Regions from separate parts of the Homo sapiens genome. Here all the other regions are linked to region 1. A link is a contact called in ENCODE Hi-C or POLR2A ChIA-PET data. All regions are on one chromosome and are shown on one strand. The core of a region is the stretch at or near the end of the contact, and the rest is flanking DNA. Distances in the headings are between cores, read along the strand shown. Region 1 has its middle 140 kb from the start of SLC24A2. Region 2 has its middle 110 kb from the start of MIR4473. Region 3 has its middle 170 kb from the start of MIR4473.

Evidence for each region. A loop is a pair of places that touch in the nucleus more often than their neighbours do. ChIA-PET counts read pairs that join two places held with the same protein, here RNA polymerase II (POLR2A). Pooled maps may share reads with other maps.
Region 2: a loop to region 1 is called in a map of heart right ventricle, with 2.1 times the contacts of the local background. The contact joins two enhancer-like sites. A Hi-C loop is called at or near these places in 3 of 168 maps with a recorded cell type or tissue (heart left ventricle and heart right ventricle), 1 of 37 single-sample maps with no recorded cell type and 2 of 50 pooled maps.
Region 3: a map of CD8-positive, alpha-beta T cell shows a loop between it and region 1 (2.1-fold over the local background). The contact joins two enhancer-like sites. A Hi-C loop is called at or near these places in 1 of 168 maps with a recorded cell type or tissue (CD8-positive, alpha-beta T cell), 4 of 37 single-sample maps with no recorded cell type and 12 of 50 pooled maps. POLR2A ChIA-PET finds 5 or more read pairs at or near these places in 1 of 52 experiments (H1).

Annotation. Positions count from the first base shown.
Region 1 is chr9:19,924,676-19,927,982 of GRCh38, reverse strand. It overlaps a transcript of SLC24A2 not described here. Among named protein-coding and RNA genes, the nearest start is that of SLC24A2, 140 kb to the right of the region's middle. RefSeq lists enhancers at 1,503-1,612, 1,538-1,832. Within about 2 kb of position 1,547, at least 3 of the 41 ENCODE cell types and tissues checked have a DNase peak (open chromatin) inside an H3K27ac peak, as active enhancers do.
Region 2 is chr9:20,296,081-20,299,387 of GRCh38, reverse strand. It overlaps a transcript of SLC24A2 not described here. Among named protein-coding and RNA genes, the nearest start is that of MIR4473, 110 kb to the left of the region's middle. Within about 2 kb of position 1,732, at least 2 of the 41 ENCODE cell types and tissues checked have a DNase peak (open chromatin) inside an H3K27ac peak, as active enhancers do.
Region 3 is chr9:20,241,095-20,244,401 of GRCh38, reverse strand. It overlaps a transcript of SLC24A2 not described here. Among named protein-coding and RNA genes, the nearest start is that of MIR4473, 170 kb to the left of the region's middle. Within about 2 kb of position 1,486, at least 3 of the 41 ENCODE cell types and tissues checked have a DNase peak (open chromatin) inside an H3K27ac peak, as active enhancers do.

The DNA.
Region 1 (3,307 bases), core at 298-2,797:
GGGCCCCCAGCCAGGTGCAGCAGACCCTTCCAGGCACACAGGCTCACAAGTGGCAGGCTTTTTGTGAGCTCCAGGAGTGCCAGGCAAGAGGGAGGGAGCTTTGGTTTGGTTTGGTTTGGTCCCTTACTGAGCTTAGTGCATGGGGCTTTCAGGAGATCTTGGGTTTCAGTTCACACCCCATTGGATTTCACATCAACCTGAAAACTCACGGGGACAATCAGCTGAAACAACTGAGTTTGGTTGGCTCTCCCGTCAGAGCCATAAATCACACGGTTGCCACTGAGGAAAAGAGGAGGCGAGACGAGAAACTTGGCCCATCCTGGTTCTAATTTATCCCAAGTACGTGGGGGGTGGGGGAATTGTTGTAAATGACAGGGATTTTCATTGCACAACTGCTTAGGTTTTCATGATGAAATGTTTCTATCATGGCACTGAGGTGTGTTTCCTTAGAACTAGGTTCTGCCTCATATGACTAAGATGTCAATTCTAGGCCCAAATTCATCATCATCATCACTCAGAGGTACTTTATATGGTCAAACATTGTGCTAAGCTCTTGACTTTCATTAGATCCGCAAGTGAAGTAGGTGCCATTTATTATCTCCATTTTTTGGAGGAGGAAACTAGGCTTAGCTGGAAACTCAGCAGAGCTGGGATGTAAACCTAGGCAGGCGAGCTTAAGCACTGGATAGAGTGCGAGAGAACTTTCTAGCCCAAGGCACAGGCAGCTTCTCTTCACAAGGTTCGTAGAAGGGGCTAGGCGACCACAGGTTGGGGACTTACGATGCCGGCTGGAGTGTGGAATTGCTGATGAAGGTAACATGCTAAGGTCCAGGCTTCCAGGACTCTCTGCCAGGTCCGGCTGGAAGCAGCAGAACTCTGTCCTCTTCTGCTGCTGTGGAAGCCCCGACTGGAAATGCAGCTCTGGAGTCTCCCTTTCTCTTCGTTAAATCTCATTAACACTTGTGGGAGTTACGCCCCTGCCTCAAGGAGAACACAGACCTCTAATTGCTGTGAAAAGAGGCCTGGGAAACCCCGTTCCTCTACCACCCCTGACTCTGGGTCTCCTCCTCCTCTGCTCACCGCTGGCGGGGGCTCTTCCAGACTCTGCAGCCCTGGCTTGGTCCCCCAGATTATTAAGTCATTTGTAAAAATCAAACTCATGTGCTCTCCAGAATGTCTTTAGGTCAGCTATCACAACAGCATGGTCCTCTGAATTTTTTTCCCGGGTGCATACAGCAAATGGCCAATCCAAGTGCAGTGTAGAGAGATGGCAGGTCTGCAGTCTGTTTGGTCTTCATCCTCTCTGGGGAATCTTCTTTTTCTCTCCCAGTACCACAGACTAATATTCTGATTCACATTCTGTGATGCTGCCGTTCCTTCTTTCTTTTGTTTTTCTTTTTTTTTTTTTATACCTGCATAAACAGCAATGTCCCAAGCTATGTAGACCAGAGCAGTAAGCCAGTGATGAGCCGTGAACACCTGGACACTGATTGGATGACATTTGCAAAGAACTGGGCGAAGCATCTGGGAGCGAATGCTTGCGCTTGGCAGCAGAGCGGCTGGCGCGGGAGAGCCAGGGTCATCCCAAGAACTCTGTGTGATCCCAGTCCAAGGACAGGAGACAGGGCTTTCCTTGAAGGGAGGTACTGAATGAAAGGTGAGTCACGTAACTACAGCGGAGCGAAAAGGAAACAGAGAATGGTGAAGTCAAACAAAGGGGCAGGAAGAAAAAGAGACAACAGCGTTCCTCCCACCCTGCAGGGAGAAAGGAGCCGCCGCCATAACCTCAACTCAGTCCTCTCCCGCCATCTAGTGGTCATGCTTAGTGACTGCAGCACAGACTACTAAGGGGAATCGTGACACAGGGAGGTGTCGGTGAGATCGCTACCTTATGGCCTGAAGAGTAGACATACTCAACACAAAGGGTAACTCGAGCCAAAACCATCACCAGGAAAACAGGCCCTTTTCTGTGGAAGGGCTTGTTTGTTTTGATTCGAAATACTGTGCAATTAAAGAACAGATGTGTGTCTTGCTCAATCTGCAGGTTAATGGAGGTTGGCTTGGAAATTCCCCAGCCCCTAGCAATTTCTTTAAAAAGGATTCACGTGTGTAGCACACGATTAAAATCTCTGTCAGGAAAAGCCAGTTTTTTATGAATAAAGACTATTTGTTACTTCTATTTTCTGACACAATCCAGAAGCCAAACATTCCTTACATTTTGAAGAGGATAGAGAAGGAACCCTGTCACATCAGATCCCTTGTCTAGACTCCACTCCCTAGTCAGGGAACCTCAGGTTTTTATCCTCCTCTAATAATTAGCTTTCCTGTGAAAAATACATGACGCAGGTTCTGGTCAATTTTTTTTTCTGCAGATTTTCTTTCCCCATTCTCAAATACGAAATATTTGAAGTTCCCAGTGACCAAATCTTGGTACAGGTGTTGGCTGATTGAATTATAAAATGTAGAGCTTTTTGGCAGCAAGAACTAATGTGTAAAGAATAAAACATATATACACAAGGAGTTACAGCTTCACAAATATATATGTCTACCACAAGTAATTGTGCTTACCTATGCCAAAATTTTCACATGTATTAGATTCTAAGAGATGACAAAAAGATCAAGTAAATACAGCCTGTCAACATTCCTTTTTGTCTGTGCCTATATATATGAGATGAACAAAATTTGTAGATCTAAGCAGCAGGGTGCTTTCTCCAGGTTCCTCTGCATTCTTTTCTGGGTCACTATAAATCTATATATCTTTGACTGGATATAGATAAAGGTGCAGCCTAGACCTGTCCTTATAGAGAACGTCTGATGTTTGTTTGTTCTACAGCACATCTGTGCAGGTCTGTGGGGTCACCAGTTATTCTGGGAGTGATAATGTAGGCTCCCTTATGTAAGGCAAGCTGTGTTTTACTTTGGTGCTGGATGCCAAGGGTCCAAGCATGCTATAGAAAATTCCACTTTGATGCATTGACTGCTCTGGGGCCAAAGACCCCTTAGAATTGACTCTACTTGAAGCCTGACTTTCAAGAGTACTGAGCCTAGAACAGTCAGAAGAGCTGGGTTCATTCTGTCTGTGCTGCATTCAAAGGCATGATTAAGAGCCAAATGAGCTGAAGGATAGTAATTATGGGGCAAACAATAGACTCTCCCAGAGACAGGAGAGCAGGAAGATGCTAGGCAGTTTGGTGGTTACTTTGGTGAAGAAGTCATTTCACTTTGTCCTGTGTTTTACCCTCAGAGATTCAGTCTTCTTTTCTCCTCCTTTATTCACCCTGGGCCTAACCTTAGGAAATTAACATCT
Region 2 (3,307 bases), core at 483-2,982, 370 kb before region 1:
GAACAGCCCTTCTTGGGACCACCCTTAGTGTATTCCCACCTGCTCGAGAGCTCTATCCTTCTTCATGTCCCCAAGCTCCTTTCCCACATGCTATGTTGCCTCATACATGGAACCTTTGAATCCCTAAATAAAATAGGTATTCACATCTGTGAAGATCCTTTGTGACCTGGGACCCAGGGCTGTGTGCACGAAAGGGCTAATTTTTATTATTCCTTTAATGGGCCTGCCCTGCCTGCTCCTGCTCCCTCTCTATGAATCTTCAGAAGCCTCCAAGCTTTCCCATCTAGCCATTCTTGCTTATTTATCTCAAGACCTCAAATTGTCCTTCTCTGCTTTATTTGGGGAATGACTCTATGGGACTGTTGTATATACATCCCGACCCCCAAACCATCTCTCAGACCCTCCATGGCCGCATGTCCTCTAGGATCCTCCCTGTTCAGCACAGGTCTGTAGATGAGCTATTAAGAACTTAGAGTCATATGAGCCTCAGTCTGCCCCAACTAGCTGAGTGGGCTCTAGTAAGGAGAAGGGCAAAGGAAATGAAGAGCATAGGGGATAACTCACTACCTTTTTACCTCTCTCCTGCTGCTCAACTCTCTTGCCTCAGATCCTCATTTCTAAAATGAAGATAGTAGTTGTATCTTCCTCAGTGCTGTTTGGAAAGATTAAATGACTTAGTACATACAAAGCACTTAGTGTAGTGTTTAGCCCACAGGCTGCTGCTATTACTATTATGGCTGCTAATAGAAATCATTGGAAACATGATGATTTGAGATAGAACATTGTATATTAGGAAGAACGTATCTAGTTTTAAATCTAAGCTCTCTCACTTTAGTGTGTATGAAAATTAGTCTTTCTGGACCGGGTGCGGTGGCTCACGCCTGTAATCCCAGCACTTTGGGAGGCCGAGGCAGGCCGATCACCTGAGGTCAGGAGTTCAAGACCAGCCAGGCCAACGTGATGAAACCCCGTCTCTACTAAAAATATAAAAATTAGCTGGGCATGGTGGCGCGTGCCTGTAATCCTGGCTACTTGGGAGGCCAAGGCAGGAGAATCGCTTGAACCTGGAAGGTGGAGGTACAGTGAGCCGAGATAGCTCTGCTGCACTCCAGCCTGGGTGGCAAGAGTAAGACTCCATCTCAAAAAAATAAAAAAGAAAATTAATCTTTCTGAACCTCAATTTCCTCACACTCACAATGGACATAATAATCACTTGCTCACAGATCTGTGGGAATGTAAAGTCTCTGGGACTGTGCCTGGCACTGTCTGAGCTTCATGGGTATCAGTCACCTAGTTCTGTGGCTGTCCTGCCTGCTGTTGCTCCCTGCTGCCTGCTCCATACAGCCCTGGGGGTGCTGCTTCCTTATGGAGTTTGCCTCCACCAGTGCTTGGAGTGGGAGCATGCAAGGCAAGCCAGCCAAGGAGGGTTAAAATCAGGGAATATTGTGTACTTGAACTGACAGTGATTCACAACATGTCTGCACAGATTGCTCAGAGTCTAGGCATTTGCCAAAGTTGGGGAGATGGTGGGTGGGGGTGGAGCGTGGGGCTGTGAGCAAAGGATGTTCCGTCCCTGGGAGTATAAACACAGCACTGTCTGTAACCTAAAAAGGTTTGGTTGGGAGGGCCATCAAAGTCTGCTGTGCATTATTTGGACTGTGCTCAGCCTCCTCAAGGAAGCGCCCACGGATCCACCCGTGTTGCATCTGAGAGCTGTCACACGACAGAGTCAGCAGTGCTGGACTCTGCACAGGATTTCTGGCAGCTGCCTAGGTGGGGGCTGCCATTGCCATGGGTCTGTCCCAGACTTGTCACTGTCCCTGAGGCAGGTGGGTCCACCCATCTGGCCAGTGACTAATCAGAGTGAGACCCTTTCCTCATTTACAGTCCACGTGCCAAACCCTTCTTCAGGGCCAGTTTATATTCCTTCCTCCCATCCCACCTTCCCCTGGTTTCCATCCCCTTGGCCTTCAAACTGCAGCCTCGTTTCCTGTTGGCCACCTCACCCTGACCCCTGGAATCTGCTTCTTTGGTCTTCAGGTCTAGTTTCTCTCCTTCATCAGGGTTAATGTGTAAAATGGATGATGCTGATCCAGGTTTGGGTCCTAACCTGGATTTTGAGGCTCAATCTGTAACCTTCCCTTCAGGTTTTCCTGGAGCACAGTAGCACCTGGACAGTCTGACTGGCACATTGGTCATGAGGATGTTCTTTGGAATGGGACAGACCTGGGTTTGAATCCTTGCTCTCCCACTTGTTGGTGGGTTTAGGTCATAATACCAAAGGACACAATTCCAAACACCATAATCCTGAATGTTGAAACCCCAAAAGATCAAAATTCCTAGTCCAAAATCCCCAAAATATAATTCTGGAAAAAATAAAAATTCTTTAAAATAAATGTATTTACATTTTAAAAGGGGGATTTATTTGAGAAGCATAAAAGAATGACAGCATACTTCATAGACTGCTTTACAGAACAGACTAGTTAATAATAACGTGCATATTTTTGCAAGCATAAACAGTCAGGTGTACTAACAACAGTCATGAGAGCATAACAGTTATGAACTGTATACATGAAGAAATAGGTCAGAAAGTGAAATTTATAAATGCATACCACTATGATTGGCAATTCTGTACACCCAGCTTTATAACTGTGGTCATCTGAAATACCATGATGGGCAACCTCAATCTTTTGACGAGAGCAAACAAAAACCACAGTGGGTCACCACTGCATATGCAGTCACCCGAAGAATTGGGACTTCAAGAAATCATATCTTTCACAAATGCAGATGTGCAAAGAGAGGTCCTTTTTGTACATCTGCATTGTGAAAGATAAATTCTTTACATCTTCATTTACTGAGGAAGTTTCAACATTTTTTACATACATGCATAGTGCTTACACACAAAGTCAACATTGTGAATAAAGCACTTTCTTGGTGTCCATTTTTTATAAAAAATGTCTAAAATGAATTAGAGCTCTCTAAAAGTCTTTGTGCAATTTATATCACCAGTACTAGAAATGATGCAAAGATAAAACTCATAGCATAGCCAATTGGCACTATGTGTGAAGGGGCAGAAGTTGTATACAATAGAATAATTTGGCAGGGGAGATTTCTTGTGTTTTTCATTTGTTTTCACATCTTTGAGTTTGGAAACACTCGCTGCACTTTTATTTGGAGAATAGTTGTGGTCTATACATTTCGTAAGTATATGCCGTCCATCTGAGAGTCTGGATATTGCTTGGCTATTGCAATTAGGTGATTTTCTGCTTTTGCAGCACCAGTAATAATTAGTTTTAAACTTTTATCT
Region 3 (3,307 bases), core at 237-2,736, 320 kb before region 1:
TATCCCTCAGTGCTGGCTTAAAGGCTGTCTTTCTGATAATGTTCCCTCCTTCCTGCTCTTTACAATGCTGAAATGAGCATCTTATTTTTCACTTGTTCTCGCTTTCCTTAATTGTCTCCTTGGGATCTTGTAAACTCATTTTAGTGTCTGGCCCATAGCTGTTTAAAGGCACACGTTTTAACCGGATAGTTTATATTTTCTTTTCTTTTTTATCTGAGTTTATTTTTCTTCAAAACTACCTTGGATGGTCTGCCAGAGTCAGAGATGCTCCTTGGAGGCTTGGAGACTCTCAAAGGAATTAGTCCAAAGTGGCCCAGACTCCATGGATTAACTTTAAGCCATCCTGCATGGGCTGCCCTGCTGAAGCCAGCGCAGTTTCACAGGCTGGGACAGCAGCCGGACTTCCTGTTTGAGTTTAGAAATCTCCGCCTGATCCCCCTCCTCCCCACTCCCTTCCTCTCGAGGTCCCTCCTTCTATCCACCAATAAAACAAAGAAACCTGAGAAATTATCTCAGAAAGAAGAGACTTCTCAGGCCTTGATTGTCACACTGGCCTGGAGCCAAGCCAGAGCCTGCCTCAAAAATGGACCCAGGAGGCAAGCTACTGGAAGGCAGTCAAACACCCCCAAAAAGTGAGGTCATATGGCATCACCCCCATTGACCACATCTCATTTGCTCTGCTTTCCTTTTATTTTAAAGGAAAAATTAAAAGTCTTCTAAGACATTGTCTAGGCTGGTAATAAAACTCTAGAATGCTTTGTTCATATATATAACAAAATTGAGAGCAAATGTGTGTGTACATGTAAGTGTGTGTGTCTGTATGTGTAAGCGTGTTACAATCTGGCTAGTAAAATGATCTCAGATTGAAGATACCCTCAAATACTGAGGATGATGCTTATAATTTTCTAACATGCTTTAATATTTTTACTACTCATGTATATATGTATCCACAAACAGTATTATATACTGTTTAGTATGCTGCAAATTTTTATAAATAACACCTCATTGCATGTGTCAAATATTTCATAAATAGAATCACAAAAGCAGAATGAAGGAGCTGGTATGTCAGCATTCTGCTTATGTGTTTTTCTGATTATGATAGTCTCATGAGAAGAGGATTTTATGCATTCTCACTTGAAATACAGCAGATGCCAACCATGAAGGGAATGAAGGTGCTAATTTATAATTTTTTTAAAAATTGTGCAAAAAGAAAGTGAAAAGAATATAAGTGCGAGCTTAGCAATAAAAGGAGTAGTAAAAACACCCACAATATGGGGGGTGGGTGTGGAGTCCTTTCGTCTGTAACCAAGGAGGTCTGTAAGAAACCACGGAAGTCTCTACTAATTTGAAATTCCACCAGCTGAGAAATAAAACACTGCTGGGTTATTGAAGAAAGGTCTTGGCACCTTATGCACGGGAAATGAAACTTTTCGTTTTGCAAGTGGCTTGTAGATTGGTTATTTAACCACCACCCATCCCCCCAGTTTTTCAAAGGCTGAAGAACAGGCTGGAGTTAGAGATGTGGTTTGCATAGATTGCCTCGCTGACAGCACTAGATCACCAGTGAAAGATTAATTAACCAAATTGAAGGCAGCAAAGAAATAAGGTTTTAGCAAATGACAAAGCCATTAATGGAGCAATGTTTCCTTCCACTTTAGCTAAGCTCTCCGTTTTTAATTAGCATTAGGATGTTTTAACCGCAGCTATTTAGGAGGAGGCTCTTTCTCATGTCAGGTGTTGCATCCCGGAGTCAGAGCTGGTGAGAGAAGATAAAATCCGACACATCCACCTTAAGTTGGAATTTTCAGGAGTGTCCTCATGGCTCCCTGCCCTTCCCTGCACTCACAGCCTTGAAAGCTGGGGCCCTGACTTGGGAACAGCTGTCTTCTCCCATTGGACCACTACAGTCAGTTGCTGATTTGGAGGACAATTCTGAACATATGAAGCACATTACTGGAGCCAAAGCTCTGGATTTCCTCGTTTGCAGTTGATTGATAGGAAGCATTCAACCTTGGATGTGATAAAATCAACCCACTAACCCAGTAATGCATCGAGTAGGAAGTCTTTCCTCTTTAGTTAGCTATTTTAAGTGGCGAGTGTTTCTTTAGCCCTATTTCTCAGGACTCCACAAGCCTTTGTAATTTACAAGTCTTCTTCTACCTAAATGGTCAGAATGCATGCTTTTATTTTATGGACTGGTAGACTGAGGCAAAGGAGTGTTTTAGTCAAGTTAATGTTGGGGACTGTGGGGGGCAGGAAAAAGAATGTCAAATCTCCTGTGGCTTGGCCAGCGGCTGCCAGAATATTGGGCCAGCACCTGCTGGCGCGTTAGTCCATAGGATGGGCATGGTGGAGAGGATGATCAAAACAGGAGATGCTTTCGGTGAATGAGGCTGGCAGGTCATTAGAATTTCAAGAAGATTCTAGAGGAGAATGAAAAGGTGAACTTTAAAAGTGGTGGCAGCTAGATTTGCTTTAGAGAGGAATAGGCATTGGTGGAAGTGAAACAAGGTGGCGATTGATGTTGCAGCCATGTTTTTTAGAAGCTGTAATACTGTCTTGCATCTCTGCTCCTCCTGCTCCTTCAGCTTGGCTAACTCCGGGTTGATCATCTTCCCAGGTTTGGCTTGCACCCCCAACCTCCTCCCACTCCTCTCTACTCAGCCTTAGGCTGGGATTACTCGCTTATGGTCCCTTTAGCACTGTGGCACACCCCTCTCCTAGGACAGATGGCAATTTATCTTTATTTTCTCTCAAGGCTGTAAGCTTCTTGAGGACAGAGATCATGTAATCATCCTTGCATCCTTTGACCTATTTATTAAACAACTATTTTGTACCAGGTACTATGATGAAGGCTTGATAATTAATTCTCACAACAGCCCAATTAAGTAATACTCTCATAGTCTGTATGCTGAGAGGTCTAGGCATAGAGGGATTAAAATCACCTTCAAAAAGTCACACAACTAGTGGATGGTGAGGTACAGATGGAGACATAAGCGATGACCTCAGAGCCATCATTATGCTACATGCTTCCCTAGTGGACCCTCAACAAATACCTGCTGAATTGAACTGGTAATTTGTATTGTGCTTATTTTATTGCACACAGTAGGTGCTTAATTATTTGACTTCAGAACTCATTCAGATTAAAACTTTCATATAAGTCTATGGGAGTAATTTCTTTTGGGTCCTAATATGGTGAATGTAAGAAAACTTCAGTGTTAACACCAGGTGAGCACTGGATGCGTGTCTTTGCAGGTGTTGATAGATTCTGAAGACACGTGGTTTCATTGGTAAAGGTACCTACCTT